2 separate regions of the Homo sapiens genome follow, and region 1 is linked to region 2. A link is an interaction called in ENCODE POLR2A ChIA-PET data of the cell type or tissue named here. Cell type or tissue: PC-3. All regions are shown on one strand. Each heading gives the region's core, and the rest is flanking DNA. Links, peaks and the distances in the headings are about the cores only. Region 1 overlaps POLN (DNA polymerase nu). Region 2 overlaps POLN (DNA polymerase nu).

Evidence for each region. ChIA-PET counts read pairs that join two places held together with the same protein. Peaks named below come from ENCODE experiments on the same cell type or tissue, not always from the same donor. Only the 100,000 strongest peaks of a DNase experiment are listed, where the experiment ranks them.
Region 1: POLR2A ChIA-PET joins it to region 2 with 6 read pairs; 2 of 35 experiments call an interaction of 5 or more read pairs at or near these places.

Annotation. Positions count from the first base shown.
Region 1 is chr4:2,085,573-2,101,762 of GRCh38, forward strand. POLN (DNA polymerase nu) reads right to left here. Exons shown (of 26, transcript NM_181808.4): 20 at 10,279-10,361; 21 at 41-172. It also overlaps the pseudogene LOC100419959. Among named protein-coding and RNA genes, the nearest start is that of NAT8L, 34 kb to the left of the region's middle. RefSeq lists enhancers at 7,213-7,713, 7,714-8,214. In PC-3, for the core only: no CTCF peak of the experiment used is centred there; a DNase peak (open chromatin) is centred at 10,499.
Region 2 is chr4:2,174,692-2,190,881 of GRCh38, forward strand. It overlaps POLN (DNA polymerase nu), which reads right to left. Exons shown (of 26, transcript NM_181808.4): 8 at 4,617-4,774; 9 at 1,575-1,643; 10 at 1-60. Among named protein-coding and RNA genes, the nearest start is that of HAUS3, 59 kb to the right of the region's middle. RefSeq lists a silencer at 11,740-11,912. In PC-3, for the core only: no CTCF peak of the experiment used is centred there; no DNase peak of the experiment used is centred there.

The sequences.
Region 1 (16,190 bases), core at 8,990-11,489, 85 kb before region 2:
GTTGGCAGGGAGCAGGGAGCTCTGGTTGTGGCCAACTCACCTGTCTGGTGACACTGGGCAATAGCTGCTCGGGCGAAGTCCTTGATTTTCTTGTACTTCTGCAAAAAACTCTCCAAAAACTGGGCAGCTTCCTGAATAGGAACTCCAAGGCAAGCAGCCAGCCGCTCCTTCCCTGTCAGTCAGAGAGACGCATGTCAAAGCCTCACTCACACCAGCCGTGACTGTGTGCATGGGCTCAGTGAGTCAGGTCCAGCTGGCAGCACTGGTCTTTTCTGATGGGTTGGGATGGAGTTGGCGTTGACTTTACAAGCCAGGTGCTAGGTGCCAATCAATCGGGACTGGGGCCTGTGAAACATGTATTTATTCAGTGATACTGACTCAGTGCCTGCCAGGTGTTTCAGGTGATGTGGTGATGAAGTAGACATGGTCCCTCCTCCCAGTGCGGCCAGTGGGAGATCCAATTCCAGAACTGCGGAGGTTAGAGTGGGGCACAGAGGAAAAGAGGAAGGGGAAGTTCCATGGTCAAAGTATGAGAAAATGGTGCTCAGGAGTTCAACATTTTGTTCTAGAAGATGCAGGTGTTCTTGCGACGCTGCTGGTAGAAATGTCTCTGGTTGGGGCCAGGCATGTGGTGGCTCATGTCTATAATCCCAGCACTTTAGGAGGCTGAGGCAGACGGATCACTTGAGGCCAGGAGTTCAAGATCAGCCTGGGCAACAAAGTAAGGCCTAGTTTCTATTTATTAACAAGAAAAGAAAAAAAGGACTTTGGCTGGGCAGTGGCTGAGTTCCGCAAGCATGTGAGCAGGTTCAGTGACCACAGAAGCCTGGGTCTGGGCCCTGTCCCACCAGGAGGTTCTGTGTGGCCCTGGGGATGTTGCCTGACCCACATTAAAGCCCATTTCTTCACTGTATATTAGGAACAAGAGCCCTTATCCTCAGCTGGGAGCCCCATGAGCTAAGGCATGGGAAGTTCTAAGCAGTGTGTGGTTTCTACTTGGTGCTCAATATACACTCATTCCCTCCCATTTTCCTCCAGAAGAGAATAATAATGTAAATAGAGAATGAGGAATCCATGAGAACATCATCCCTTGCTCGACAGTGGGATCCTAGGGAAAGCCTTGGCCCTGGGGAGTGCTGTATCCTTGGAAGGAACCCCAGAGAGACAAGCAGCCTGAGGACCTGCCTTCCTGGGGGAGCATGGCCGGGACCAGCAGTGGTCTTGGCTGTCCTCTGTGATAGGTAAACTCTAGGGTTGTACTAGAGGGTGCTCCAGGGACCTTTGGACAGGATGGTGCAGAAGCATGGCCCAGGGGGTGAAGGTGTGGGGTCTGTGAAGACCAGGGAAGAACCCTCTGGAGGAATGGGACCGACCAGTCTCTCTGATCCAGCCCTCCTTTCAGCCAGGCCACTCCTGGCCCTGGCCAGCTGATGGTGTAGCAGCTCTGGACAGAGAGAATATTCAAGTCTTAGGAGAGTGAAAAGGCAGGTGTTTGCTTCCATTGCTTTGTCAGCAAGAGTGGGAAGGTCTAGGGTGCCCTGTTCTCCCAAAGTTTATCCCGGCAGAAAGGGATAAAGTCATAGTCCTTCTATGCCCAGGACTGCCTGATGAACTGGCACCATTTGGCTGGAAATGAAAAATCTCCAATATCTCTCTTAGGGCTTAAGATCTATTATTGTGATATATTCACAAATAAGTTATGTGTTTTGCTACACTTTGCTGAAATAATTCATCTATGACTCTTTCTTTCTGTCAAATTCCAACCACCATCCTCACCTAGTGCCTCAGCTATGGCACTGCAATGGAAAATTCCATTGGCTCTCAGAAAGAAATCAGATGGTGGCCAGATACACAAGGCTGGCCAGATGGGACTTTCTTTGAGTATCTTCTTAGACAAGTCTTTTCTCACCTCCAATCTGCTGTTAAGCCCATCTGGTGAATTTTTTATTTTGGATATATAGTTTTCAGTTCTAGAAATTCCATTTTAGAATTTTATTTCTTGAAGTTTTCTTTTTTTCATTTATTAAGAGCATATTTTCTTTTACTTCCTTGAGCTTAGTAATTAATAGAAACTTTAAAATCCTTGTCTGTTAATTCCAACATCTGGGTCATCTCAGGATCTGTTTCCATGATTGCCTTCTCTCTTGAGTATGGTTAAGCTATTCTGTTTCTTCCTGTTTAGGAATTTGGGGTTATATATTGGATATCATGCATGATATACGTAGAGTTTTAGATCCTATTATATTCTTCTAAGGGGTGCTATTTTTTTTTTCCTTTTGAGACAGTGTCTTGCTGTGTTACCCAGGCTGGAGGGCAATGGTATGATCATAGCTCACTGCAGCTTTCAATTCCTGGGCTCAAGCAATCCTCCTGCCTCAGCCTTCTGAGTAGCTACAGATGTATGCCCACTGTGCCTGGTTAAGGAGTACTAATTTTTTGTTTACACTTTTTATATATTTATTTTGAAGTGTTTATTTAGGACAAATGGTTTTTAAAAATGTATAAAAATAATTCACATATAAATCCAACTTCTATATTTACATGGTCCCTTAAAAGATTTTCATTTTATTATCATTAAAAATGTATTTCAACAATCTCCACAGTACTCTCAAAGGTCAGGAATTTTAAGATTTTCTAATAGAAAAATTTTAGTATTTATCTACAGAAAAATAATGAAACTAGGAATTATATCGTATTTTAAAACATAATGTCTCAACTATGCTGTGCCACATAAGAATAATCTTCACACTAAACTATAATAATTCCAAGTGCTGGCATTTTCGTTTATGAACAAAGCACAAAAATATCTCATAGAAAAAAATATTTCATCATAAAAAACATAGAAAGTTGAATGCTTCAAACAAAAATATCTGAGGTCTGATTTCACAACATCCAGTTTCCATATCCACTTTGTAAACATATACTCAGTATAGGTTACCAACTTAAATAAAGCCTGTTATCACTGAAAGAAGACATAGTTTAAAAAAAATTCAGTGCAAAAATACGCATTAGCTAATCAACTGATCTACAACAATTTTCATGAAAATCACAATTTGAATCCCATAATATAAAGTGATCCTCTAAGACTTTAATTAAAAATAAAAAGCTGTACAACAGCCATCAAGTTTTCTTTTGTTACTATTCTCTAGTAAATGCTTTTTTTTTATTAGCTTTTACAATGTCATCAGGTGATGCTGATTTGAAGTCAAATGGTATTATCGCTACAAGAGGACTTATTTCTTTGTCCTTTACATCTTGAACTTGTCTACTATAAAGAAAAGTCTTACAGAGGTCAAGGGTGCGTCGCTTGCAGCTTTTTAGTGGGTAACGAAGACACAGTGTTGAGGCAAAAGCTGAAGGTCTAGCAGCAACGGCCTTGGTCCGAGACAGAGAAAAAGGTGGTTTCCTAGTCAGACAGCCTTTATTGTTTTTCTCATTATCCTTAGCAAAATTGGATTTCTTCCCTAGCTTTGAACTTAGAACTTTAGTTCGTGATGAAGGAGCAATGGATTGGTCTACTATAGGCTTTGGAAGAAAATCTGGGTTTTTTTTATAAGGACCCTAAGATCAATATTTGAATCTATTCCAGGAGACCTCACTTCAGATAAACTGACCTCAAAGGACTCTTTCTTAATCTGAGAGTTGTATACATCAATTGTTTCTGCAATCAATTCAGAAAGTGACAAATTCTCAAGGTCTCTTGTGGGAGAAGCTTTAGGAAATGCCAATGACAACATAGATCCTGTTAATTCTGATATTCCTGGTGAAGACTGACAGTGATTTGCTAATTGTGACAGGGGAAAGGATCCCAAACTTAGATCTGTGAAACTGACAGATGACTGGTTACAAAGGTCAGACAAAGTAAAGCACTGGCTTATATTGTTTTCTTTGTGTTCCCGAAACAGTTCAGTTAGGGATGGACTTTCACACTGGGAAAACTGCAAATTATCATTTTTAAAAATGTAATTCTTGGCACTTTGTTCAACTAAAGAAACACTTCCAACTTCAGTTTCTTTACTAGCATTTAAATTATCAACAGTCATATTTTCCAACAAGCTAGTTAAGCACAAAGGATTATCTGAACTTCCTAAACTGTCCTGTACTGGAATGTTTTAAAAATCAGATAGTGAATTACTTTGAATATATGAAGAATTATTCAGTGTTGTGCTCTTTATCATTATGGACTTTAAATCTGGTATTTCTTTGAATGCAGAATCATCTTTGGAAGCACATTCAGATGGATGAAGTCTCAACAAATCAGCATCTAGGTTCTTTGAAAGCAGACTTTCCAGACTGTCTGTAGATGACAATCTGACTGATGGCTGACTTTCACAGGAATCTCTTGACATATCAGGAATTAAGTTAGCTAGTGAAAGTTCTTTTGTTAACCTACATGATTCTGGTTTCTTTTCACTTTTAAGTCTGTCAAGTTTCTTTTTCCTATGGAGTAAACAGTGACTTGGAACTGAAGAATTATGAGATAATCCATATTTTCCTACTGAGCTAGAAAAATCAAAGGGTTTGCTACTATAATCCAAATGATTTGCTAACTGAGGATAAGAACTTTGAACATTATCAGCTGAAACTTCAGAAGAAGAAAATAAGACTCCTTACCTTTTGCTATCTTTCCTGTAGATACTCTTCCCTCATTCTTGTCCTTCAAATTCTACATGCTATCTTGTTCCAGAACCTCTGACAAAGGCTTCTGCACATCAAACTTGTTCTTCAGAACTGATTCAATCAATATTTCATCTGGCACAGCATCTCCAAGTACTTTCTCTCATGTGATCAAGGCATGAATAAAAACGAGCTTGATTAAATCCACTGAGCTGATGGTTCGAAACATAATTGAAAGATTCTTTCAGATCTTCATGATCGTATTCTTCTATAGGCTCAACGGAAGGTTTGTCACGCTGTGAATAAATAAACTGAGCAGCTGTTGATAGCAAAATACAAGAATCATCCTCTACAGACTGGCCATGGTGATCATCATCTTCAAGATCTTCATCGCAGTCACAGCCTCGAACATTCCGATGCTGGGCCATGACGGTGGAGAGGGCGTTTGCTACAGCCCCTTAACTCCTTCCAAAACACTCCGCTTAGATACTGATAAGGTGCCAGCTCAGGAGTACTATTTTTAAAGGGGCACTTAGTTTGGCTAAAATCAAACTCTGTCTCCCTGTAGTGGGAAAACACTGAAATCTCAGGTCAGTCCTTTTTGCCTTGGCTTCTGGGTTGTTTGAAGTCTGTCCCATTCATGCATAGTTAGGGGTCAGCCAAGGATCTGAGCAGAGTTCAAACCTAGAATTTGGCCTCATTTCCTGGCTCTCTTCTTTCTAGAATTTCTCATTTCACTTTCCAGATCCTCTGGTTGTCCAGAACTCTGTCCTCCAGTTCTTCAAGCTAGTAGGATTGTATGTTCTAGCAGAGTTTCTGTCCCCACAGCATCAACTGAGGTTTGCCTTCAGGTGAGGGTCTATAGAATGAGAAATTCACCAGTGCCATTCCTTTCTTCCAGGTGTCAGCTGACCTCCAATTTCTGTTGCTCTGGTCACTTCCCAGTGCCTCTGGGTAGTTGTCTTTTTATACATTTTCCACAGTTTATAGTTGATCCCTGTGTGAGGGCTGCTCCAATGGGAGCGACTTGGCCATAACCAGAAGTCATGCCTTGCTTTCTAAATACTTATGGCCAAGGGAGAATCCCTTTCCTTTCTTCTATGGAGCTGTCGGGATCTCTGAAGGGCAGCAGGTGGCCCCGGTCCCCAGGCATAAAGAAAGCCCATCCACAAGAGAGCGGACGGTGTGGTGGCTCCACAAGCAGCAGGGACGAGAGACTGAGATGGAGCCTGAGGGTCTGGGAGGCCTTCCAGGCCCTGGATCTTTGCTCCTCACTCCTTGGACACCCTTAGCAGTGGGACTGTCACACTCAAAGGCCACTGTCCCTTCCCCAAGCAGGATGGCTTTTGGCTCTGTGGGGACTTCTCTGTCCCATGCTTCCGCTGGACTGCTCCTTCTTTTCATAGAACTTGTCCCCACACTGTGATTCCGTTGATCCTGTTTCACACACAGGCCCTGAGAGATCTGCATGCTGGGGACACTAAGTACTCCATACCTCTGAAATCCTACACGAACACACAATTTGACTCTTCCCACAGACGGCTAACCCTATCCGGTGGGTACACGTGAATCTGTGTGTGTGTGTGTGTGTGTGTGTGTGTGTGTGTGTGTGCGCGCGCTACAATTTGACGTTTAGCAGGGACAGTCTTCACTCCCTTCACTCCCTTTTCTCCGAGTGCTCTTCTGCCCCACACATATTGCTAACAGGCTTTCACTCCTGTTTATGTCTCTAGGGCTGAGCAAGTGCCTGCACATAGTGGGCCTGTGGGAACATGGGCTGGTCTAGCTGGAACAGACCTGACATTGAATCCTACGCTGCTTTCAAAACTCAGCTCGGGTGTTGCTGCTCTGGGCCAGCTCCTGGACTCTCCCAACTCTCCCTGGGCTGGGTCCCTCCCCTGGCTCCCTTGGCACCAGGGACTCCTGCAGATGCACTGATGGCACAGTGCTGTGCGCCCAGGCCTCCTCCCGTGTCTCCTCTGACAGGTGCGAGCCCCTCGGGAACAGGCACTGAGCCAGGCGGTGTGCCCTCAGCACAGGCCTGTGGGTCACGTGATGACTGGATGTGGAGGCAAGCTTCAGAGTCAGGGAATCATCTGAGAAGACCCAAGGATTTGACTCTAGGAGCCATAAACACTCAGATCAAGACCCGAGGAGTCAAGAGCTGCTTCCAGGAGAAGGCAGGTTCCTGCTGGGCTCAGCAGCAGCTGTGCGCAGGGCCGTCAGGCTGGGGACGGACATTTGAATTCAGTTGACTGATGGAGGAGCAGTGAGCCTGTGAGCCAGCCTCTGGGGTCAAGGCTCCCAGACAGTGGCTGCTCTGTTACTCCATGTGTTCCCTACCAGCTCCCCCACGGTGGCTGCGGGGACTGAGCACACAGACCCTGCACCTTCTGGGGCATCTCCCCTGCCTCTCACAAAGTCCTGCTGCTTCCTCTGCTGTATTCATCACAGTCTTCACAATAGTCATGTCACCGATTTCTCAAGAATGTGTAGGAATCATGCCTTGCCCCATGCCCTCAGCATTTGTGGGCCGTTCAGAGGTATGTTATGTGAAAACACGTCACTACAATCCGCTGAAAGCTGGTAGGTGCAAAGCTCCTCTATGGAGTTTCCAAAGCGCCCCAGCAGCCTGGGAGGCCTGGCAAGTTGACTGGCTTCCTCAGTCCCAGCTCATGTGACAAAGTTTCAAACACAAGGAGAACAGAGACCAGCCTAAGCCCACAGCAGTGGATACACAGTAATTCCAGCTGTCAAGCCAGACCGGAACAATGGGAACAGCAGAGCCGGAGGCTCAGGGTGGGAACCCTTGTCACTGTCACAGCTAAAAGCAGCCAAATTACCCTTTTCAACATTATGGCTAATGACTCAGTGCTTATTTACAAAATGTAGCTCTTTTCCTCTCCAGAAAAAAAAAAAAAGTGAATACTCCAGAAGGAGCCAAACGGGTGGCAGAGAAGACCACCTTTTTCTGGGTAGGTGGGGGCATCCATCCTGCTGGAGGACAGCTGCCCCACGGCAGGTGCTCGGCACTCTCATTCTCCATCCCTCCCTCCTAGCTGGATTTGGGGTGGCTGCCCCCACTGGGGACAAGGCCGGGGCTGCCACAGGAGACCTACAGAAGCTGCTCAGTCACTTGGAGGCATTTACTGACATGGCACAGAAGTGAAGTAGGACTCAGACGTAACGGCAGATGACAGAGATGAGAGCTGACTGTGTGCCAGGTATGGCCCCATGCACCCTATGAGAGCATTTTCCCAGGAGGAGATGGCACAGGGAGGCGGAGGGCCTTGCACAAGGCCACACAGTCAGGAGCTGATAGGGTTGGGGATCAAGCCCAGGCTGCCGGGCCCAGGACTGGGGAGGTGATGTCCTGCCGGCAGAGCAGAAGCAAATGTTATGTTTGCAACACAAGATGCAGCAGGATGCAAGGCAACAAACTCTCATATAATTTGGCAGAGTGATGCCTTCCCCCAAGACAGAGGCCCCAGGGAGGTTCAGGGGTGCAGCACAGAAGAGGCTGAGAGGAGGCAGTGGACCAAGCAACTCTGAGGAGAATCAATCCAATGTCACACTACTGTCACTCACAGAACCTAGTTCTTTAAAACAAAGTTTCTTAGTCTATTTTCCAAAAACCATGTATACAATCAAAATGTTTTCAAAAGTGGAGCTGAGACCACCAAGTCCACTAATTTGTTCCTGTGTCTTCTCTGTGCCAGGCAGTGAGCTAACGTGATGAGCTCCTATCTTTGAGGTACTCATGTTTGAGCTGGGGCATGAGACCATGAACAGGCGAGTGGGTGCCCAAGGTGTGAGGCCCATGTGGCAAGGAGCTGAGACCACCTCCGGCTGACAGCCAGCAAGAAACAGAAGCCAGCCAGGTGCGGTGGCTCATGCCTGTAATCCCAGCACTTTGGGAGGCCAAGATGGGCAGATCACTTGAGGTCAGGAGTTCAAGACCAGCCTGGCCAACATGGTGAAACCCCATCTCTACTAAAAATACAAAAATTAGCCGAATGTGGTGGCAGGTGCCTGTCACCCCAGCTACTCAGGAGGCTGAGGCAGGAGGCTTGAGCCCAGGAGTTGGAGGTTGAGCCAATTTTGTGCTCAATGCAGTGAGCCGAGATTGTGCCACTGCATTCCAGCCTGGGGGATAGAGCAAGGTTCTGTCTCCAAAAAAAAAAAAGAAAGAAAGAAACAGAAGCCAACAAAGTGGATCCTTCCCCAGTCAAGCCACAGATGTGATCACAGCCCCAGCCAACACCCTGACTGCAGCCCCTGCAGGGGACCCAGCTATGGCATGCCCACACCCAGAGAAACTGTGAGATAGTGTGTATTATTTTAAGTTACTACATTTGTGGCAATTTGTTACCTAAGAAATGGGTAACAAATACTGTGGTTGAGGAAGGTTGCACAGGGGAGAGTTGAGCACAGGTCTGCAGAAGTGAGGGATGGGTTCTGGTGGTACAGGGGCAGGTGTTCCCATAGAGGGAAGAGTAGTGCAAAGCTCTGAGGTTGGAGCTGGCCTGGCTGATTGGCTGTGGTTCTAGACAAGCTATCCATCCACAGTTTTGGGGCGGGGCACTCTGGACGCTTGTTCAACGGCACCACATTCTCAATGGAGACTGTAGGGCAGCTCTTAGGGACAATCTACTATGTGCTTGCCCCGTTATTCTTCCACTGAAGCTTGTTTGGTTTTGCTGCCTTTCTGTGAATAAACAAAGGGTTTCCATGGCAGGATGGTGAATCTTCTTTTCAGGGTCTTTGCACAAGCCCTGCTACCCAAAGAAGAACTGATCACAGGGAAAAGGAGGTCTGAACAGGCTTAAGAAGGAGCTGGCTGGCTGGGGAAACTAGGCCATGCTGATTCAGCATGACCCAGGGCCAGAAAAGAATTAAAAAATCCCAGACAGCCCATGTCAGGGAGTCCAAGGGAGAGTAGAAGAAGGGTGAGTGGAAGAGAGTAGAAGGCCTGCTCTGACATGGGTATTGGGGCTAGGGGGTAGGGGGAAGGAGGGAGAGGAGCAGAAACAGGAAGGGAAGCAAAAAGGGGAGGGGAGGGAGAGGCTTGCAGAAGAGGCCCCAGGCAGCCCAAACCTCTGGCCTTCAGTCCTTCCTGGCCTAGCCCCGCTTTCTCCTATCTGCTACCCCTGAGATTGGACCCCTACTGCTCTGCTCCCAGCCCAAGGCCTGGCTCTGCCCTCTCTGGGGTGCTTTGGCTGCATGGCCCAGCTGGGTGAGCTCTGCCCTAGGGAGATGGGGTGCATGTTGAGATGTGGCAATGAGTCCAAGCGCTGCACACCTTGAGGCTATCTAACTTTATAATGCCTTGGCATGTGTGTGGACGAGGGTCTCCTCGAAGGTCTCCAAGCACAGCAGTGGTGCCTAGCACAGTGGTATGGTGTAGGGGTGGAGCCAACGGCTTGGTCACACTTGACCTGCCCAGCTCCGCGGCCTCCCCTGAGAGGCTGGATGTGACTCTGAGCAGGTCAAGGCATGGGGTGGTCTGGCCAGTGTCTGGTGACTGCAGGTGTCATCAGAGCATAAACAACACCCAGGGACTCACAGACGATTTCTGAGGCACAGCCACATTTAAACACAGGCACACAGCTGCCAGCTTACAGGTAACCCCGAGACCCCAGCTCCCGGCCCGCAGCCTACCTGCTCCATAGACCACCGCGTACACCACCTTCTTGGTTTGCTCTCTGTCTGCGTGTGTCACCTGTTCCACGGGCACATCCTTCCTGCATGGAGAGACCATGTGTGAAGTTCAGGCACAGAAGGCACTGTCAGTGCAGGGCAGACAGTCCAACCACACACCCCACCACTGTGCTTCCTCTGGAAATTCCTTATGCTTTCATGGTGGCCGGCACACTGGCAGGGGAGACATTCCATACCTGTGGTGTCAGCTCAGCAAGGGCCCCAGGCAGATGCCTTCGGCGAGGCTGCAGCAGCTGCTGCCAGCCAAGCACCACCCCACGTTCCCAGGTGTCCACAAATCAAAACCCAAAACTGCTTTCACCAAAGGCATGCCCATCCAACTTCAGGAAAGGCCGTTCCCCATATTGGGGTGCCTGGGCCTGGGCCACGTCTGTGTCTGCTGCAGTGGGGGAGCTGGTTTCTAGGCCTATCTAGTCCCACTGCTTGACTGGATGAACAACTCTGTCCTGGCCTCCCACAGACAGAGGCCATGGGGGTGAGCCCCACCCTGGAGCTACAGCATTCAGATAGAATAAGGATCAACTCAGCATCTGACTGGCATGTGAACCACAGCAATCTCCAGAGATTAAAGCTGAGACATCTGAGTAGCACAGGAGCTCCAGAGCACTCCCAGCACCACCAAGAGTCCCTCCTCCTCCGAGAGCACCTTCAAAGGACAGGCAGCCTGACATGTACCCTCGGTGCCACCTCCTGCCTGCTGCTTTTGTAAACATCCTTATCATCTACACCAGGCCTCCCTGATGGAGTGGGCATCTCAGATTCAGAAGCCGAGAGAAAGAGAGAGAGAGAGAGAGAGAGAGAGAGAGAGAGAGAGAGAGAGACACACAGAGAGAAACAGAAAAAGTAACAGAAACTTCTCCCAATCTGTTTTGTGGATGGCTTTGTGCTGGGGCCTCCTTCATTGCTTAGCCAGGCTTTTCACAGCTCTACCTTAGCCTTCACTTCCTACTTGCACTGAGCATAGAGACCAGCCCCAGGTGAAAGCTCAGGTCTTCTTAGATCTTTTCTGAGCATGCAAGCTCTCTGCGCATGTATGGTGCTTTCTACATTTCCCGATATCCACAGGTACTTTTGAATGCCCTAATTTCCAAAAGCATCTCTCTCCTCAGTTTTTCTTCCAGAGCTTTCAGTGCTTCATTGTTTGCCTCAACTATAATTTTTAGCTCCAGGAAGCTGCAAGTTATTTGCCTTACAATGTTTCCAAGCAACGTCTGCCACTCTTCTGCAGCAAGTGGGTTCTGAGTTAGGTGAAACAATGACAAGTGCCTGTGGCAGCCCTTCAGGCAGCCACCAGACTGGTGAGAATAAATACCCACTTCTTTTCGAGTAAGGTGTGCTCTGCCTCCAGAAGCAGGGACCAGGTCCCATGCTAGGAACATGCTGCTGCCTTCAAGATTGGGGGGTGGGAGGAGGGCAGACAGAGTCATCACCAGGCTCTCCTACCATTTTTTTTTTTTTGAGACAGAGTCTTACTCTGTCACCCAGGCTGGAGGGCAGTGGTGCGATCTCGACTCACTGCAACCTCTGCCTTTTGGGGTCAAGTGATTCTCCTGTCTCAGCCTCCTGTGTAGCTGGGATTACAGGCACCTGCCACCATGCCCAGCTAATTTTTGTATTTTTAGTAGAGACAGGTTTTATCATGTTGGCCAGGCTGGTCTCAAACTCCTGACCTCGTGATCAGCCCGCCTTGGCCTCCCAAAGTGCTGGGATTACAGGCGTGAGCCACCGCACCAGGCTCTCCTACCATTTTTAAGTTTTTTCTTATTTTTCTTTTTTTAGAGGTAGGGTCTTGCTTGTTCCCCAGACTGGTCTTGAACTCCTGGTCTCAAGGGATCCTTCTGCTTCAGCCTCTGAAAGTTGAAAAGCTGGGATTACAAGTGTGAGTCACCATACCCCACCTGCCTTTTTCTTGATTCAGCATTTGCTTGGTTGCTGTAAACCTTTGCCTATTTTTCAAAGTTTTGATGAAGTTGGTTGAGACAGTTTTGTTAGATTTTTCAATGTTTCTTTGGGGGACAGGCCCATGGGGCTGTGTACCCCACCATTCTTGCTGACATCCCAGACTTCACTGATTTTTTGCCACCTAATTTCTAAGTACCAATGCATTTCCAGTTTTCCCCCTTTTCCTGCTGTGTTAAGCTATTTTGCCACCTTGTTTAGCCACCCTTAAACTTGGCATTGTTAACAGCTATATTTAGATAAGAAGCAAAAAGCCAAAATGGGCTGGGTGCAGTGGCTCATGCCTGTAATCTCAGAACTTTGGGGGGCCTAGGTGGAGGGATCATTTGAGGCCAGGAGTTCGAAACCAGCCTGGGCAACATAGCAAGACCCTGTCTCTACAAAAATGAAAAATAAAAAATTAGCTGGGCATGATGATATGCCCCTGTGGTCCCAGCTACTTGGGAGGCTGAGGTGGGAGGACTGCTTGAGCCTGGGAGGTTGAGGCTGCAGTGAGCCATGAGTGTGCCACTGCACTCCAGCCTGGGCGACAGAGTAAGACCCTGTCTAAGTGAATAAACAACTACATGACATTTTTGTAGACTATTTTATAAAATATTTTTAAACTTAACCAAATGAAAATGTATCATAGAGGTCTTGGTAAGTTTAGATTGATGCCAGGTACATAAGCAAGAGAAGGAGCTAGAATGATCCATGGGTAATGGGTTAGCACTGGAGACATCAGTATGAACTCATGATAAGCTCCATGTTGATGCACATGGTTACATAGAGAAATATCTAAAGATGTGTGTATACACACAGGTTGGCATGCATGCACAACTTCTTGTTCTGTCAGCTGAGAGGGCCTAGAAGCAACCTGCTCAGTAGCAAAGAGCACCTAGCACCAGAACTTGGCCTTTAATAGCCATTCTCCAGTAAAAAATGGGGCTCCTTGGAGAAATGGCTGATTCCAGGACTGGGGCAGGAAACATACAAGATGAACCTGGAATATCTTTTAGTGCCAGAAAGCAAGGAAGTGATAAATGTGTGTGCACATGCACGTGCGTGCGCACACACACACACACACACACACACACTGAAGAGGTTAAGTCAAGGGACACAGGAGCCAACTGAAAGAGGTCCCAATGGCCAAAGCTGGAACAATTTAAGCGAGAAAACAAAAAATAAATTGTATTATAGCTATCCCAAAGTAAAAAATAAATATTCATGAATCCATACGAATTTGGATTCAAAGGATTAAATAAATAAATGGGGGAGAACACAGATCTCCCACACAGAAGAAATCCAAATAATGTATATAGATACCCTGTTCTTAAGAAGACAAAGGGTAACCCCCAACTCCTTAATTAGAGGCTATGCTTAGTGACTTGCTCTCAAAGGGTACCATGTGGAATCGGAGTAGAAGAGAGTATCTTTATAGTAGAGAAACCTGACAAATACGCTGTCACCCAGGTGACCCAGGTCAGCATCAGCAGGGGTAAGTCCTGTTGACAGTGCAAGTCCCTGATTCAGTGTGAAGGGAACGGCCCTGCACCTCTGTGCTCTTCCTCCCTCAAACCCCAAATCCCAGTCTAGTCATGAGAAAAACATCGGACAAACACCAATTGAGGGACATTCTACAAAATACCTGACCAGTCCTCCTCAAAACTGTCAGGGTCATTGAAAACAGGGCAAGTCCAAGAAAGTGTCGCCATCAAAAGGAGCCTACAGAGACTGTGACTAAAAGCAGTGTGGTGTCATGGAGGGGGTCCTGGAGCAGAAAGGGGACAGCAGGGAAAGACTGAGGAAATCCAAGTCATGTGTGGACTTTAGTTTATAATAACATACCAGTATTGGGTTCATTCATTGTGACAAATGTACCATATTAATGGAAAACATTCATAACAGGGAAGCAGGGGTGGGATATATGAGAACTCTTTGTACTATCCTTGCCATTTTTATGTCAATTTAAAACTGTTCTAAAATAAAAAGTTTATTTAAAAAAGTGATCCAGTTCAAGACCAGCCTGGGCAACATGATGAAACCTTGTCTCTACTAAAAATACAAAAAAATTAGCCAGGTGTGGTAATGTACACCTGCAGTCCCAGCTATGTGGTGGGCTGAGGCAGGAGGATCACTGGAGCCCGGGAGGCTGAGGCTGCAGTGAGCTGAGATTGTGCCACTGCACTCCAGCCTGGGTGACAGAGTGAGACCCTGTCTCAAAAAAGAAAAAAAAAGAAAAAGAAAAAAGAGAGAGAGAGATCCAAAAATTATGCTAGGGTTCAAATCGTTTATATGGTATGACTTGATTTTAAGTCATAAAATTGCAGATAAATAGTGGGGGAAAGCCCACAAGTAAGTCTAGTGGGCTTATGGAAATCTGGTTTTTGTTATTTTGATAACTGGTATTTAAATTTTTTGTAACCAATGAAAATTATAAAGAAAAAATTAGCCATAAAAAATTCCACGGTAAATACAGGAGAGTCAATAGCTTTCCTACTAGTAATAAACAGAAACTACAATAAAAGAAAAGGACCACACTCACAATAGCAATAGAAACCTCAACATACCTGACAATAAGTTTAAGAAGAAATGCACCAGACTTTCATTAAGGAAGGGGGCATTAAAAGACACAGTGGAAGATGTGCTGTGCTCCTGGACAGGAGAATACAACAGTGAAAAGACATCAACTTTGCCATATCCAGTTTTACCTTAGCACACTTTCAATTAAGGTATCGGGAGGACTGGGGGGTGAATACTTAAGAAAGCAATTCTAAATTTCATCTGAAAAACAAACCAAATGAGAACAGTCAGGCCAAAGTTAAAAAGGGCGAGTAATGAGGAAGAACAGGGAAAGGTACACAAAACTCAATACTGATGCAGGAGTAAAAATAGATAAATCAGGGGAAGCAAAGAAAAAGCCCCAAACAGGCTGTAGTATATTTTAAAACATGATTTGGCATTTTAAATCTATACTGGGTTGGAATTGACTAATTATTTGGGAAACTATGAAGTTAAATGCCTACTTCCTATCATACACAAAAATAAATTAGAAGCTCATTAATGTAAAAACAATCATGAAAGGATGATGTTGAAATACATATACAGAGTAGAACAGAGAGCCCAGTGGCAGTGCTGGGGCTCATGGGCCTTGGTGTGTTGCAGAGGTGAAACACTGGACGTGGCCCCATGCATTGACCTGGGACAACTGGCTCACCATGGTGGAAAAAATCAAATTAGATCTTTGTTGCCACACAAATCACAAAAATGGGGTCCAGATTGAGTACATGCCTAAACATGAAAAAAAAAAATCAAAACTGAAATAAGGCTAAAGAAAACAAAGAATACATGAGTCTCATAAATAGGAGTGTGTTGAAAAGAAACACAAACAATACAAACCATACTAAGAAATGTCTTTTTTTTCAAGGCAGCTGATTAGATGCATTTCAAGCATGCCTCATCCACTTAAAAGAACCAAAATGCTATGTAGACAATCACACTTTGAATACATTATCCAAGACAGAACACAGCAGTTCAACAGAAAAGCAAAAGAAAACTCCACAATCTAGGAAGAAGGAAAACAGGCAGCCTGCATGGCCCGGACGGGCTGGGAACCAGAGTGACTCCCCAGTACCGGAGGGGGTGATAATCTTTCTGTGGTCCACTTTCCCACTGGGGGATTGTACAATCCAGGCCATAGGAGAGCACCTTAACCCTCCCCAGTCCTGCTCCAGGGAGGGAACATGCCCTGGGTCCCACGTCCTTCCTAAGACCTAAGCAGCTAGAGTAAGATGTCATTCTTGGTCCTAGCTTTTAACAGACTGTGTGGTGCCATGAAACAATGGCGTTAGGCCTAGGCATTAGGAAAACTTGGGCTGCTGCTTGTGGAACAAGGGTGTGAGCAGAGTGTGAGC
Region 2 (16,190 bases), core at 5,000-7,499:
TGCCAAAATTGGTATCAGAGGAAGCTCCAAAGTACGAAATAGTTGCCATAAACCATAATCCTGTTTAATAGGAAGAAATAACATCAACGTCAATTTAAATATTATTGTATCTGCATTTTGTTGAAAAGCCTACTTTTTTTTTTTTTTTTGAGACAGAGTCTTGCTCTGCTGCCCAGGTTGGAGTGCAGTGGCGTGATCTCAGCGCACTGCAACCTCCACCTCCAGGGTTCAAGTGATTCTCCTGTCTCAGCCTCTTGAGTAGGTAGGACTACAGGCACCCCCCACCATGCCAGGCTAATTTTAAAAATTTTTAGTAGAGACGGAGTTTCGCCATGTAGGCCAGGCTGGTTTTGAACTCCTGACCTCAAGTGATCTGCCCACCTTGGCCTCCCGAAGTGCTGGGATTACAGGCATGAGCCACCGCACCCAACCAAAAAGCCTAAATTTTGTCGAGCTAGAATTAAGGTGACCCCTATCATGGGCATGGCTGGTCTCCCACCCAACCTCGACTCCTCTTACTTGCTCTTCCTAATGAACTCTTATTTCCCTTAAGTAGGCTATTTTATTACCAAGATCTAGTAGAGATAGTTAGAAATATAGATAGGTTCAAGTCAAACATTGGAAGTGGAAAAAAAGAAATAAAAAGAAATTCTGATAGGCCAAGCCCCATCCTCAATTTTCTTCACTCTTTTTCATTTTTAAGATTGATTTAAGCATTTGTGGACTTTTAGTCTACCATTTTAATTTCAGAATAGGCTTACTGAATTCCCAAAATTTACCAATAATTCTCATTGATTTTTCACTGCCACTATGGATTAATTTGAGGAACATTAGAATCTTTATTCCAGGCCACCTCCCCTGAGAGCATGGAATCTCTATTTATCCGGGCCTTCCTGTGTTCTTCATGAGTCTCATTGTTTTTAGTTTTCCTGCTGCCATTAGAGAGTCCCAGGCTCCATCCTCCAACTCTTGCCCTCATGTTCTCTCCTGCCCCTCCAGACCCATTCTCTGCCCTGCCCTTGCCCATAAGGCGGGGCAGGCTCCTCCAGGTCACATCACCCGGGCCACTCCTCTGCTCTCAGATGGGGCATAGGGGGCAGGAGGGAGGGAAACAGGCTGAGCTACTGCCTGTCCCTGGAGCTTTCTCCTTCTGGCTGGTTCCCTTTGCCCTCCCTGGCCTCTGGACACAGTCCCTCCACTCAGCTCTTCTTGGTGGCTCATTGCAGTGGCTGTCTGCTTCCCAGGAAGACTCTGGTTGAGTGAAGCTATGTCCATCCCACTATTAATCAAAATCAATGCTCAGCTTTTACATTAACTATGGCATTGGAAACATCCCACTTAAAAAAGAGGCTTTAAAAAATATTACAATTGTTTTCAACCTACAGAAAGCATTTTTAAAACTTCAGTTCTTATCATTCTAGACAACCCTTTTCTGAGTAATGCACAGGTTAATTTGTTCTTAGAACTCAACGTTTCGTTTCCTTCACATTCAAACTCCCTGGGAGTGCGGGTGCCAATGAAAAGACATCTCTTGTGAGCCTCTGTCAGCCAGAAATTATAATAAAATGCCTTGCCTTCAGTTTAGAGCAAAGGTCCATTGTAAGTCTGTAGAGTGTCTTCAGGTTCTCACGTACATTCTGATTCTTTAAAAGAGCAAAAGTATTTTTAAAAATCAGATAAACTTGGTGGCAGTGCTCACCACAGTCTGTAACTGACATGACTTGAAAAATGTTTCCTAGTAAAATCCCATGAGGTTTTCAATGGCAGATGTCATGTACGTGGTAGTATCACCAAACACCTCGACTAGACAAGTTCGCATCTGTAGAAAGTGCTTCTACTGCGCAAGTGCAAGCTATCCATAGCTGGACACTTCCTCCCAACCGAGGGTATTTCTTCATTTTATAGACTGAGAAACAGAACCACAAAGAAGCTTAATGTCTCAGGTACAATGATTAAATGGTAGCAGGGAGAGGAGAATGCAGACCTGGCCTCTCTGGAGTCCACAGCTCCATTCTCTCAGCCTTACCACCTTGCACCCACGCACAGCTGCTGCCACGTTCCACACTTACCCCTCCATTCTCACCCCAGGAGATGCACACAGAGGCCCTGGGAGATGACAAACAAGGGTCTGTGTTCAGCTGACAAAGAGGGAGATGGGATGAGATGTGTCCCTCAATACAGAGTCTAATTACCCTTCCCCTAACCTGGAGTGCCAGGACCTCTTCAACACCCCATTCTGCCAAACAAATCCCCCACCTCCAGCCCACTCAGACCCAATTTTCTGCTGAAGGCCTGAGATTAGAGTGAACATCCCATGGGACCAGTGGCTAAGTGCACACACCTTGGCATTGTTTTCTAGTCATCTTGCTTGTGGCTCTCCTGTGAATGTTGGGAGAACATCCTACAGAAGAGTCCCTCCATGTCAAGTTCTTGACTGCCACCTGGCAGAATTCTACCTGGCTGCCTGCAGGAGCCTTCCACACCCCAAAACTGACCATGTGACTCCTAGTTTGAATACCCCCAGGACAGGCCCAGCTCCCTGGTATGGCACAGCTGCACGAGGAGCCCCTAAATCTTCTCTGGCTCCCCACAGCCATGCCTCCTTCTCCCCAGGTTGGTCTTGCTGTCCTCCATAGAGGCACCATGTTCTCTGAGAGTCTTACCATATCCCTGCTGCTCCCTCTACCTGGAACTCTCTTCCATTTATCTGAACAATTCATGCCACCTCTTTGGAGAGAATGGTGTAACCTGTGATCTGTAGATTAATGATTAATGGCTGGACTTCCATCTCCCACCCTCATCCATGCCCTGCATGGCTCAACTACAGAGACATATCTGGCTGATGAGACATAAACAGAACTGCATCTGAGGCTGCCTCTTTTCTGCCTCGAGTGTGGATGAGTTGAACCCTGGCCTCAATTTGACCCTGGGCAAGGCACATGTACGTTAACCTTTCTATACCTCAGTTTTCTCATCTGTAAACTGGGACTGATAATTCTGAGATGGACAACTCCTTCTTTCTAATATCTCAGCTTCTGTTTGGAGAAGTCTCCCTGCCTGACGGCATGAAGTGTGGGTAGGGATACTAATCAAGATGCCTGGCCTCCCTGGTGGGGTGTAGACACATGGTACAAGGAGGGAAAGAAAACACTCTCCAAGTGCTGAAACTTTGACTTTTGGACAGAGAAAAAGTCATGGCTCAGTGCTGCCACCAAGCCTACCAGTTCCAGCTCCCTGGGACTCAGGGCTGCGTGGCTCCTGTTCTTCCCAAGGCCTGGTACTGCCTTTCCTCTGATTCTGTGGGCTACCCCATATCCTTCTGATAAATCTCTTTTTATATTAAGGGAGAGTGCATTTCTGCAACTTATAACCCCAAAACCCTATTGTTACAAATCTTCACATCACAGATGATCTGTGAGGATGAAGTACATGAGGCAAATATCCCCAGCTCAGTGCCTGGTGCCTGACACGGGCTCATATCACCTCTTACCCCCAGCTCAGTGCCCAGTGCCCAGCATGGGCTCTCATCACCTCTTATCCCCAGCTCAGTGCCCAGCACACAGCTTGGGCTCACATCACCTCTTACCCCCAGCTCAGTGCCCAGTACATGGCGTGGGCTCACATCACCACTTGCTTTGCTGTGATTGCTTGAGCTAGCTCAGTAGCCTGTGTGTTCTTCCAGCAGTGATTTTACCATGTAACTGTTCACTGACAGCTAACTAGAAAGCCTGAACAGGGTGGCCCCAACTGTGGCCACATTGCCACCACTAGACACCTCTCCTCTGGGGCCTGCTGAGAAGTCTCTCTCTCTGGGTTCTAGGCACAGTTCTAGAAGGTGTGAGTGCCTTTGTTTTCCAGATGGTGCTTCCTGATAACTAGGGGTATCTCTAGCAGGCGAAGGCCTGGAGAGAGGCCCAAGACAGTTTTTTTTTTTTTTTGAGACAGAGTCTCACTCTGTCACTCAGGCTGGAGTTCAGTGGCACAATCTTGGCTTACTGCAACCTCTGCCTCCCAGGTTCAAGCAATTCTCCTGCCTCAGCCTCCTGAGTAGCTGGAACTACAGGCACCTGCCACCATGATTGGCTAATTTTTATATTTTTAGTAGAGACAGGGTTTCACCAGGTTGGCTAGGTTGGTCTTGAACTCCTGGCCTCGAGTGATCGGCCCACCTTAGCCTCCCAAAGTGCTGTGATTACAGGCATGAGCTGCTGCACCCAGCCCGAGACCCAGGGCAGTTCTGACCATTCTCTCCACACAGACTGAAGAGTAGCCATCCCAGGACCTCTGGCACTGTGGCCACGTCACCAGCCCTAAGGATTTATCAATGAGTGGCATTCTGTTCATGGAGCAGGTGACACTGACATCAGAGAGTCATCTGGAAGAGTCACACTATGGACAGATTTCCTAGGAACAGGTGCCATAGAAGAACAGCCATCACCTATCCTTATTCAACATCCTCCACCAGAAATGCCAAGGTCACAACTATTTGTGCTGAATAAGTGAAAATGAATGTTGACAATGTTCTTTTTACTATTAGGCTATCAATAAAATAGAAAAAGCTTCCAGAAAAAATAGGATGTATTAAGGTTGATAAAACTTTATCTTAAACAACTCACCACAATATTTCTTGAGGAATTTCCATATGTGCTGTTCACTTTAACTGTAATGGATTTTTCACAGTATTTTTCTACTAAATCTTCAAAAGAGGGTGTGGCATCACTAGGATCTATAAGCCATGCAGCAATTCTGGGATCTAGCCCTATAAAATCAGCAACTGAAGAGAAAAAGGTCATTCAGTCATCCCAAGAAAAACCAATAGTTGTTTTTCCTGCTTTGACAAAGTTCTTAAGTTCAAACGAATAGTAGTAGTATTGTCATCCTCTCAAATTATAGACCTAAGGACCAAAGTGACTTTCCATTATTCTCCAGAATTTAGAACCCTTGATAAGGCAGCCTCGATGAACCCAAGTCCCACATGGCCCGTCTCTGTGGGTGTCACATTAAAGAGGCAGATTTCAAGTAGCCATAAAGGAGGGACTCCAAGCTCACTTGCAATTTGGATCTCTCAAAAACATGTTAAAAGCTGTCGAAGTCAGAGTCGTGGGTCATGCTACCTGCCTCCCCTCCTCCTTGCTCCTCTTTCCCTCAGGCATCCTCTCTGCCAAGTCCTGCCCTCCTCCAGCCTGTCACTGGGCTGTCTGGCACCATGGAGTCTGGAATCCAAGCCTCTCGAGCAAAAGGAAGAAGGGCGGGAGTTGCCTGAGCACACACGACACCCTCGTCACTGAGTGTTGAACAGGTAGTGTGTGCAAGGCAAAGATACTTTGGCATTCTCCCTGAAGTGTGGAAAATCTACAAGACAACTAATGTGTGGCGCTTTGGTACTGTGGAAGGAACACCAGGCCTGGATTCTGAATCACCCTCTGAGCCTGGGAGGCCACCTCGCCCCTTCAGTGTTAGTTTCTTCATCCAAAAACTGGGGGGAAAGATTACTGTAATTATGTGTGATATACATGAGAAAATGCTTTTTAAAAAGTAAATACAATATTTGCTAAACAAACAAGTTTTTATACCAGAACACTTTAGACATGAAGGGAGAGTCATAAAAGGCTGGGGAGGTGGGGCGGGCTAGAAATCAATAGACAAACTAAATCCTAAAGTGACTGCTTTTTAAGTTACTTTAAAATTTTGAATTGTGCCATACAAAAGTAAGGAGTTTGCCTTTAAATAAAACTATAGTCTTAGATCATATCACATTAAATATTATATGTTCAGGCATCTTTAAATTATACCAGTCTAAGAGATTTATATTTACCAAAGCAGCCAGTATTATGACTTTCTCATTTGATATCTAGGAAGGCTCTTACAGTAGCACATTTGGAGCTCTGGATAAGAGGAGCACATGTCTCCGTCAGCAGCACATGATTTTCTACAACACTGTCTGGTGATGCGGACTGACCCAATAGGACTGTTTCACTCCACTTCCCTTTTCAATGCTTTAATATTCCAAAAGTAATGGTTATCAACATATGTTTTTTAAAATCCTTGGGGAAGCTCTGACAGTATAAGAATGCTCTGGGAGATGGTCCCTATAATCTCTTGCAACTGACAAACTGAAGCCTGCCAGGACAAATCCCACACTAGGGAGAAAATGCCAGTAGCTGAAAAAGAAATGCTAACAAAATAAGATTTAAAACAAACTCAGAAAATTAAGAAAGAGTAAAACCTGTAAAAAAGTAAGTAAATCCGAATAATATACTTAGAAATTAGGTGACTTAGAAAAAGAAAAATTATACAAAGAAATGACAGAATCTAGGAGAGAAAATTTAAAAAAAGAAGACATTTCAGAAATAAAAACTAAACTGGCGCAAGACACAAAAGCAAATAAACATAATAGCTAACTACTTAAAGTAAAAAAAAAAAGAATTAAGGAAAGGGAATTTTTTGTTTGTTTGTTTTGTTTGTTTTTTTGAGATGGAGTCTTGCTCTGTTGCCCAAGCTGGAGAGCAATGGCATGATCTCGGCTCACTGCAACCTCTGCCTCTCAGGTTCAAGTGATTATCCTGCCTCAGCCTCCCGAGTAGCTGGGATTATAGGCACCCACCACCATGCCCAGCTAATTTTTGTTTTTTTTAGTAGAGATGGGGTTTCACCATGTTGGCCAGGCTGGTCTTAAACTCCTGACCTCAGTTGATCTGCCCACCTCAGCCTCCCAAAGTGCTGGGATTACAGGCGTAAGCCACTGTGCCCAGCCAAAAAAGACAGAATATTTTTTTAAATAAAAAAGAATCAAGTCCAACAGAACTTAAAAATAAAATAAAATAAAATTTTAAAAAATCTAAAAGAAATGACGAAACTGAAAATGGATTCTGGATAAAAAATGATAAATATGACAAAAAGATAAATATGAAAGACAGACAAGAAGATTCAACATATGAAATAGGAAATCAAAGGAAAGAAAACAAACGAACACAGCACTAAACACTGTAATTCAAGATGACTTTAGGCCGGGCATGGTGGCTCATGCCTGTAATCCTAGCACTTTGGGAGGCCGAAGCAGGCAGATCACGAGGTCAGGAGAGGCAGATCACGAGGTCAGGAGATTGAGCCCATCTTGGCTAACACGGTGAAACCCTGTCTCTACTAAAAATACAAAAAATTAGCTGGGTGTGGTGGTGGGCACCTGCAGTCCCAGCTACTGGGGAGGCTGAGGCAGGAGAATGGTGTGAACCCAGGAGGCGGAGCTTTCAGTGAGCTGAGATCACGCCACTGCACTCCAGCCTGGGCAACAGAGTGAGACTCCGTCTCAAAAAAAAAAAAAAAGATGACTTTAAACTACATAAAGACATATACATAATCAATACAGCGTAGTATCGACACAGAATAGACCTACAGATCAGTGGAACAGAATCAAGAGTCTAGAAATAAACCCATACATCAGTGGTTGATTGATTTTCAACAAAGGTACTAAGAATGGTGTTGGATACCAACAATGGGTGGAATTGTGGTCCTCAAAAGATAACTCCACCCAGAATCTCAGAATGGGAACTTATTTGAAATAAGGGCCTTTGCAGATACAATTATGGTAGGAATCTTGAGATGAGATCATCTTAAGTTAGGGTGAGCCCTAAATCCAATGATGGGTGTCCTTATGAGAGACAGAAAAGAAGGTGACATATAGAGACATGCAGAGGGAAAAGGCCACATGAGGATGGAAGCAGAGACTGGAGGGATGTGTCTACAAGTCAAGGAGTGAAAAGGACTTCCAGCCACCACCAGAAGCTGGGGGAGAGTCACAGAATGGATTTTCCCTCAGAGACTCCAGAAGGAACTGCCAACACCTTAATTTGGACTTCCAGCCCCCAGAACTGTAAGAAAATAAATTTTTGTTTTAAGCACTTAGTTTATGGTAATGTTACAGCAGACCTAGGAAACTAATACAGACCCCTACCTCACACCATATGCAAAAATTAACCAAAAATGGATCATAAGCCTAACCTCAGAGAGAATATGATTAAACTTGTATGAAAAAAAATGAGTAAATCTTTCTGACCTTGGATTAAACAATAGTTTCTTAGATTTGACACCAAAAACACAAATAACAAAAGAAAACACAAATAAATCGGATTTCCTTAAAAAAAAAAAAGTGTGCTTCAAAGGACATCAAGAAACTAAAAAGACAAGTCACAGATTGGGAGAAAGTATTTGCAAATTGTATATCTGACAATAAACTCATATTAGAATATATAAATAATTCTTACAAATAAACAATAAAAAGACAATGCAATTTTAAAATGGGCAAAATATTTGAACAGACATTTCCCCAAAAAAAGATATAAAAGTGGCCAATAAGCACATGAGAAGATGTCCAATATCATTAGGCATCAGTATAATACAAACCAAAACCATAAGGATGTAACACTTCACATCCACTTGGATGACTAAAATAAAGATACACAAGAACACGTATTGGGCAAGGATGTGGGGAAGTTACAGTGCTATATACAGTGCTGGTTAAAATGGTGCAGCCTTGTTGGAAACAAGTTTGGCAGTTCCTCAGAATGTTAAATACAGAGTACCACATGACCCAGCAATTCTACTTCTTCTAGATATACACGCAAGCAAGTTGAAAATATGTCCACGCAAAGACCTTTACACCAAAGTTCATAGAAGCATTAATCATAACAGCTAAAAGTGAAAACAACTCAAATGTTCATCAACTGATGAATGAACAAAATATGAATATTATTCAGCCATAAAAAGGAATAAAGTACTGATACATGCCACAACTTGAATGAACCTTTAAAACACTAGGTTAAAAACCAACAACAACAAAAAGCTACATCAGGCTAAATGAAATAAGCTAGTGACAAAAGGTTGCATATTGTGCAATTCTATTCATGTTAAATATTCAGAATACACAACTCCAGAGACAAAAAACCACAGATTAGTGCTTGCCAGAGTCTGAGAAAGGGGGGATGGGGAGTGGCTGCTAAGGAGTACAGGGTTTTTTTTTGGGGTGACAAAAATGTTCTGATATTATGTAGTGGTGATAGATGCACAATTCTGTGATTACTTGAAAAACCCCTGAATTGTACAGTTAAAGAGTGAATTTTATGGTATGAAATTATATCTTAATAAAACCGCTATTTTTTAAAGCTATACCAGAAAGCTATTTACAAGGTGTTCTTTTTTTCTTTTTTTTTTTGAGACAGAGTCTTGCGAGATCTCTGCTCACTGCAATCTCTGCCTGCCAGGTTCAGGTGATTCTTCTGCCTCAGCCTCCTGAGTAGCTGGAACTACAGGCGCACGCCATCATGCCCGGCTAATTTTCATATTTTTAGTAGAGATGGAGTTTCACCATGTTGGCCAGGCTGGTCTTGAACTCCTGACCTCAGGTGATCCACTCGTCTCCGCCTCCCAAAGTGCTGGGATTACAGACGTGAGCCACCGTGCCCAGCCAAAGTTTTTTTTTTTTTTTTAAGGGTACATACATATCTTGCAAAATTGACCCAAAACAGCCAACACCAAGACACAGTCTAGTAAAACACTAGACTTTAAAAAAAAAAAGGAAAACAAAACAAACAAAAACCTTTGGACATTCAGACAAAAAGACCAAGTCACTAATTAGGGAAAGAGAATCAGATTTTCACCACACTTTCTGAAAGCACCACTTTATGCCAAAAAACAATAGTATAGCATATTTTAGAAATACAAAGAAAGATGTAAACCAGTGATCTTATATACAGCCAAACTGACCTCCAAGTACAAAGGATTCTTCAGTATGTTTTAAAGGAGATCAATAAGGTTAAGTAAAAACCCTGTCATCCTGAACATGAATTAGAAATATCAGTATGAACTCACAGTATATTTTATCTTAAAAAAAAATACAAACATCTTAGCCTGGTAACAAAAGTCAACCTAATAGTGAGGTACATATCCAGTGACCAGATTCTGGTCTCTAAATGCCATTTTCACTAATGTAACAGGGCTCCTTGAAGAAATGGCTAATTTCAGGTCTAGAGCAGGAAATGCACAAGATGACCTGGAAACATCCTACCATACCACAAATCAAAGAAGATGCCCAGATTACTAGGTTTGTATGACAAAGGCTCACCTAACTCATCAAAGATCATGTGCAATGTGTCAAAACATATCAAATATATTTAAATCCATATGCTCATAATGATACTAAAATGAAAAAGGCTTTTTTTGATCACCTTTTGGTGATTCTATGAAACAATTCATTATTTTGAAAACGGGTAAATAAAGGAAAATAATCAAATTTTATCTTGGCTTTTCTATATGAAGTGTACTTAGGGTAACCAAATAGATGATAAAAGGGGATTTCTCTTTATGTAAGTGTTATAGCTAATAAATGAAGAAAGCATAATAGATCTTAAATATCACCATGTTGCAATTAAGGAACCTAGACAATGACAAGCAGTAGCTTCTAACATCACAAAAAAAGATAAACATCCAAACATTATATACCTCCTGACAAACGTATACAACACTTATGTAGTCTTTCTCTCCCAAATCTAACCTGAATCTGATCAGGCATCTGGATCTAATTGCCAATTTACAGGAAATAGAAGAGAGATAACATATTAAATGAGAAGAAAGAGATGTGCTCAGTAAAATCCAGACTGTGAGAAATTCTACAGGACAAACAATCTGGTTTCTTGAACACCAAAACAACTGCAAGAGTGTAAGACAGAGGAAGGGAGAACATATAGATGAAAAGAGGCTTAACAAATACAAGCACACCTGGCTGGGCGCGGTGGCCCATGCCTGTAATCCCAGCACTTTGGGAGGCCGAGGCAGGCAGATTACTTGAGGTCAGGAGTTCGAGACCAGCCTGGCCAACATGGTGAAACCCCTCTCTACCAAAAATATAAAAAATTAGCCAGGCATGGTGGCACGTGCCTGTAATCCCAGCTACTCAAGAGGCTGAGTCAGGAGAATTGCTTGAACCCAGGAGGCAGAGGTTGCAGTGAGCCAAGATTGCACCATTGCACTCTAGCCTGAGTGACAGAGCGAGACTCCATCTCAAAAACAAACAAATAAACAAAAAGAAATACAAGTTACGGGCTTTGGGCCCCAGTTAAAACAAACTGTAAAAAAACAAAACAAATAAACAAAAACAGTTATAGAACAACTAGGGAAGTGCAAACACTGACTAGACAGCTAATAATAAAAAGAGATTATTGGTAATAGAGTGATGTTACCAAAATGGTAGAACACAAGAAAGCCGGCTTCACTCTCCTTCACAGAAAAAGCAAAAACCAATATACAGCACCAAGATTATCACCAGCAATATCCCAGAACCCAAATATAAGGATGACACAGTTTCCAAGGCCACACAGAAGTGAAAAAACTCCATGCAGACAGTAAGAGAATCAGACTTTATGTCCCTTCCCCAATCTGCCAGTCACCAAACATGTAGAAAAACTTCTCCCAATTCAGTTACTAAACTGAAAAAAGTGAGACTGAGGTGGACAATCAACTTTCCCATCATCTTGGGCCCCCTGGCAGGAGACCCGTCCCTGCCACAATCCACAGGAAGCATCATGAGTGTCTGAAGGGAGAAATATCCCTGAGGACAGCCAGAAATGGGCAGTGGTAGAGACTAGCAGACACTCGGCTCTGTACCATAGACAGAGGAGACACCAAATCAGAAAGGCTGGTCAGTAGGACCATGTTGTAGGAGGTACATCCTACAGGTCCCCTGGGCATGAACTCCCGGCTAGCCTTCCCATACTGCGAGGTATTCCCTTAGGGACTTTCCTCATCAGGGATGGGGAGCGCTCTGAAGTTTGCTAGAGCCGAGGCACACCTGGGCTTAAGGTGCCACCTAGTGCTGAAAAGGAAGCAAGGACCTAGCAAAAACAAAAAGATATTTAACAGGTATATTGACCAAAAATCTCTGAGCAAACATACCTAATAAAAAACCAAAACAAACCAGACAGAGAAGATTGGAACAAAAAAACGAATCCTTCAATGCAAAGAAATAGACGTACATTCACAAGAAATAATAGCAAGTGGGGAACCATGACATTCTCAAACCAGACAAAGCAAGGAGCCAGTGACTGACCTTAACAGGATGGCGACAGTGAAGCTCTTTGATCAAGAATTCAAAATTGCAGTTTTAAGGAAACTCAGTGATCTCTAAAATAACACAGAAAAACCCAGAAATTAATCAGAAAAATTTAACAGAGGTTGACTTAATTTAAAAAATCAAACAGAAATCCTGGAACTGAGAAATATATTTGCTGAACTGAAAAATTCAATAGAGGCTCTCAACAGCAGAATGGATCAAGCAGAGAAAACAATCAGTGGGTCTGAAGATAGACTACTGGAAAAGACACAGAGGAGTAAAAAGAAAAGAGAGAAGAGAAAAGAAGGACACCTATAAGATATAGAAAATTGCCTCAAAAGAGCAAATCTAAGAATTAGTGGTGTTCAAGATGAAGCAGAGCAAGAGCAAGGAATAGAAAGCTTATTCAAAAAATAATAACAGAAAACTTCCCAAATTTTTTGTTTGTTTGTTTTGTTTGTTTGTTTGTTTAGATGGAGTCTTGCTCTGTTGCTCAGGCGGAAGTGCAATGGTTTGATCTTGGCTCATTGCAACCTCTGCCTCTTGGGTTAAAGTGATTCTCCTGTCTCAGCCTCCCGAGTATCTGGGATTACAGGTATGTGCCACCATGCCCGGCTCACTTTTGAATTTTTAGTAGAGACAGGGTTTCACCATGTTGGCCAGGCTGGTCTCGAACTCCTGACCTCAAGTGATCCACCCGCCTCAGTCTCCCAAAGTGCTGGGATTACAGGCATGAGCCACTGCGCCTGGCCCAAATCTTGAGAAAGATATAAATATCCAGGTAGAGGAAGGCCAGAGATCAAACAGATTAAACCCAAATAAAACTACCCTATAATCACCCAAATATAACTACCCTATATTACACTACACATATAATAAACAAGCCCCCAAAGGTCAAGGACAAAGAAAGGACCCCAAAAACAGCAAGAGAAAAGAACAAATAACATATAAAGGAGCTCCAATTCATCTGGCAACAGGTTTCTCAACAGAAGGAGGGAGTGGGATAACCTATTCAAAGTGCTGAAAGAAAAGACAACTGCCAGGCTTGGTGGCTGACACCTGTAATCCCAACACTTTGGGAGCCCAAGGCAGGAGGATTGCTTCAGGCTAGGAGTTCAACAGCAGCCAGGACAACATAGTGAGACCCCTGTCTCTACAAAATAAAAATAAAAAAATTATCTGGGTGTGGTAGAACACACCTATAGTCCCGACTACTTGGAAGGCTGATGCAGGAGGATCACTTCAGCCCAGGAATTTGAGGTTACAGTGAGCTATGATCACACCACTGCATTCCAGCCTGGGTGACAGAGTGAGACCCCATCTCCCTGCCAACCCCTCCCCAATAAAAAGGAAAACAAAACAAAAGACAACTGTCACCCAAGAATTCTGTGCCCAGCAAAGCTATCCTTCACACGTGAAAAAGAGATAAAGCCCCAGACAAACAAAAACTGAGGAAATTCATCACCACCAGACCCATCTTCCAAGATATGCTAAAAGGAGTTCTTCAATCTGAAAGAAAAAAACACGGGCCGGGCGCAGTGGCTCACGCCTGTAATCCCAGCACTTTGGGAGGCCGAGGTGGGCAGATCACGAGGTCAGGAGATCAAGACCATCCTGGCTAACACAGTGAAACCCCATCTCTACTAAAAATACAAAAAAATTAGCCGGGCCTGGTGGCGGGCGCCTGTAGTCCCAGCTACTCGGGAGGCTGAGGCAGGAGAATGGCGTGAACCTGGGAGGCGGAGCTTGCAGTGAGCCGAGATTGCGCCACTGCACTCCAGCCTGGGCAACAGAAGGAGACTCCATCTCAAAAAAAACAAAAAACAAAAAAACAAAACAAAACAAAAAAAAACCACGAACATACAAAAAGAAAACATTTGAAGGATTGAAACCCACTGGTAAAAGTAAATACACAGACAAACTCAGCATACTCTAACACTGAAATTGTGGTATGCAATCCACCATAACTCCAGTGTGAAGATTAAAAGATAAATCTATAAAAAACAGTAATAGCTATGGTAACGTGTTAAGAGATGGGCCATATAAAAACACATAAATCGAGGCAACAAAAAGTCAAAATGTGTGTAGGGGGTGGAATTAAAGTGTAAAGATTTTTTAGTTTTTCCTTTATTTGTTTGTTTCTATTCTTTTCTTTGTAAATAAAGATAAGTTGTCATCTGTTTAAAACAACTTGTTATAACTATAAGATTTTTTTTGTAAGGCTCCTTTTTATTTTTAGTGTATTTATTACTGGTTTTTGTAACCACAAAGCAAAAACCTATAATAAATACACACACACACAAAAAGCTACAAATTAAAAGATACTACCAGAGAAAATCACTTAACCACAAGTAACAAAATGGTAGTAATAAGTCCTCACCTACCAATAACATTGAATGTAAATGGACTAAATTCTTCAATTAAAAGACATAGAATAGCTGAATGGATAAGGAAATAAGACACAACTATTTCCTGCTTACTAGAAACCCACTTTACTTATACAGACTTACATAGAATAAAAGTGAGGAAATGCAAGAATTAATATTGTTAAAATATCAATGTTACCGGCCAGGCACAGTGGCTCACGCCTGTAATCCCAGCACTTTGGGAGGCTGAGGTGGGTGGATCACGAGGTCAGGAGAACGAGACCATCCTGGCTAACATGGTGAAACCCCGTCTCTACCAAAAATACAAAAAATTAGCCAGGCATGGTGGCGGGCGCCTGTAGTCCCAGCTACTTGGGAGGCTGAGGCAGGAGAATGGCGTGAACCCAGGAGGCAGAGCTTGCAGTAAGCCAAGATTGTGCCACTGCACTCCAGCCTGGGCGACAGAGAGAGACTCCATCTCAAACAAAAAAAAAAGAAAAAAAATCAATGTTACATGAAGCAATCAAAGAGTCAATGCAATCTCTATCAAAATACCAACCAATGACATTCTTCACAGAAATAGGACAAAAAGGCCAGGCGCGGTGGCTCACGCCTGTAATCCCAGCACTTTAGGAGACCAAGGCGGGTGGATCACGAGGTCAGGAGATCAAGACCATCCTGGCCAACATGGTGAAACCCCGTCTCTACTAAAAATACAAAAATTAGGTGTGGTGGCGAGTGCCTATAGTCCCAGCTACTTCAGAGTCTGAGGCACAAGAATCACTTGAACCCAGGAGGTAGAGGTTGCAGTGAGCTGAGATCACGCCACTGCAATCCAGCCTGGCAACAGAGCAAGACTCCATCTCAAAAAAAAAAAAAAAAAAAGAAATAGGACAAAAATGCCTAAAATCTGTATGGAACCAAACACCCTGAATAGCCAAAGCAATCATGAGCAAAAACAACAAAGCTGGAGGAATCACCCACACTACCTGACTTCAAATTATACTACAAAGCTATAGTAACCAAGACAGCATGGTACTGACATAAAACCGACACGCAGACCAATGGAACAGAATAGAGACCCCAGAAATAAATCAACACATTTACAGCCAATTCATTTTTGACAGGCTCCAAGAATATATATTGGGGAAAAGTGCTGGGAAAATCACATGCAGAAGAATGAAACTAGACTCCTATCTCTCACCATATACAAAAATCAAATCAAAATGGATTAAGGACTTAAATCTAAGACCTGAAACTATGAAACATCTGGAAGAAAACATTGGGAAAATGCTCCAGTGCATTTGTCTGGGCAATGATTTTTTTTTTTTTACTACAACTTCAAAAGTATAGGCAACAAAAGCAAAAACAGACAAATGAAATTACATCAAGCAAAAGCTGTACAGCAAAGGAAACAATAGAGTGAACAGACAACTCACAGAATGGAAGAAAATATTTGCAAACTATCCATCTGATAGTGGATTAACAACCAGGATATAAAAGGAACTCAAACAGCTCAATAGGGGGAAAACATGATTTAAAAATAGGCAAATGATTTGAATAGACATTTCTGAAAAGAAGATATACAAAAGGCCAACAAGAATATTTAAAAATGTTCAACATCACTAATCATAAGAAAAATGCAAGGAAAATCACAATGAGATATCATCTCACCCCAATTTAAAACGACTTTCATCAAAAAGATAGGGAATAACAGATACTGG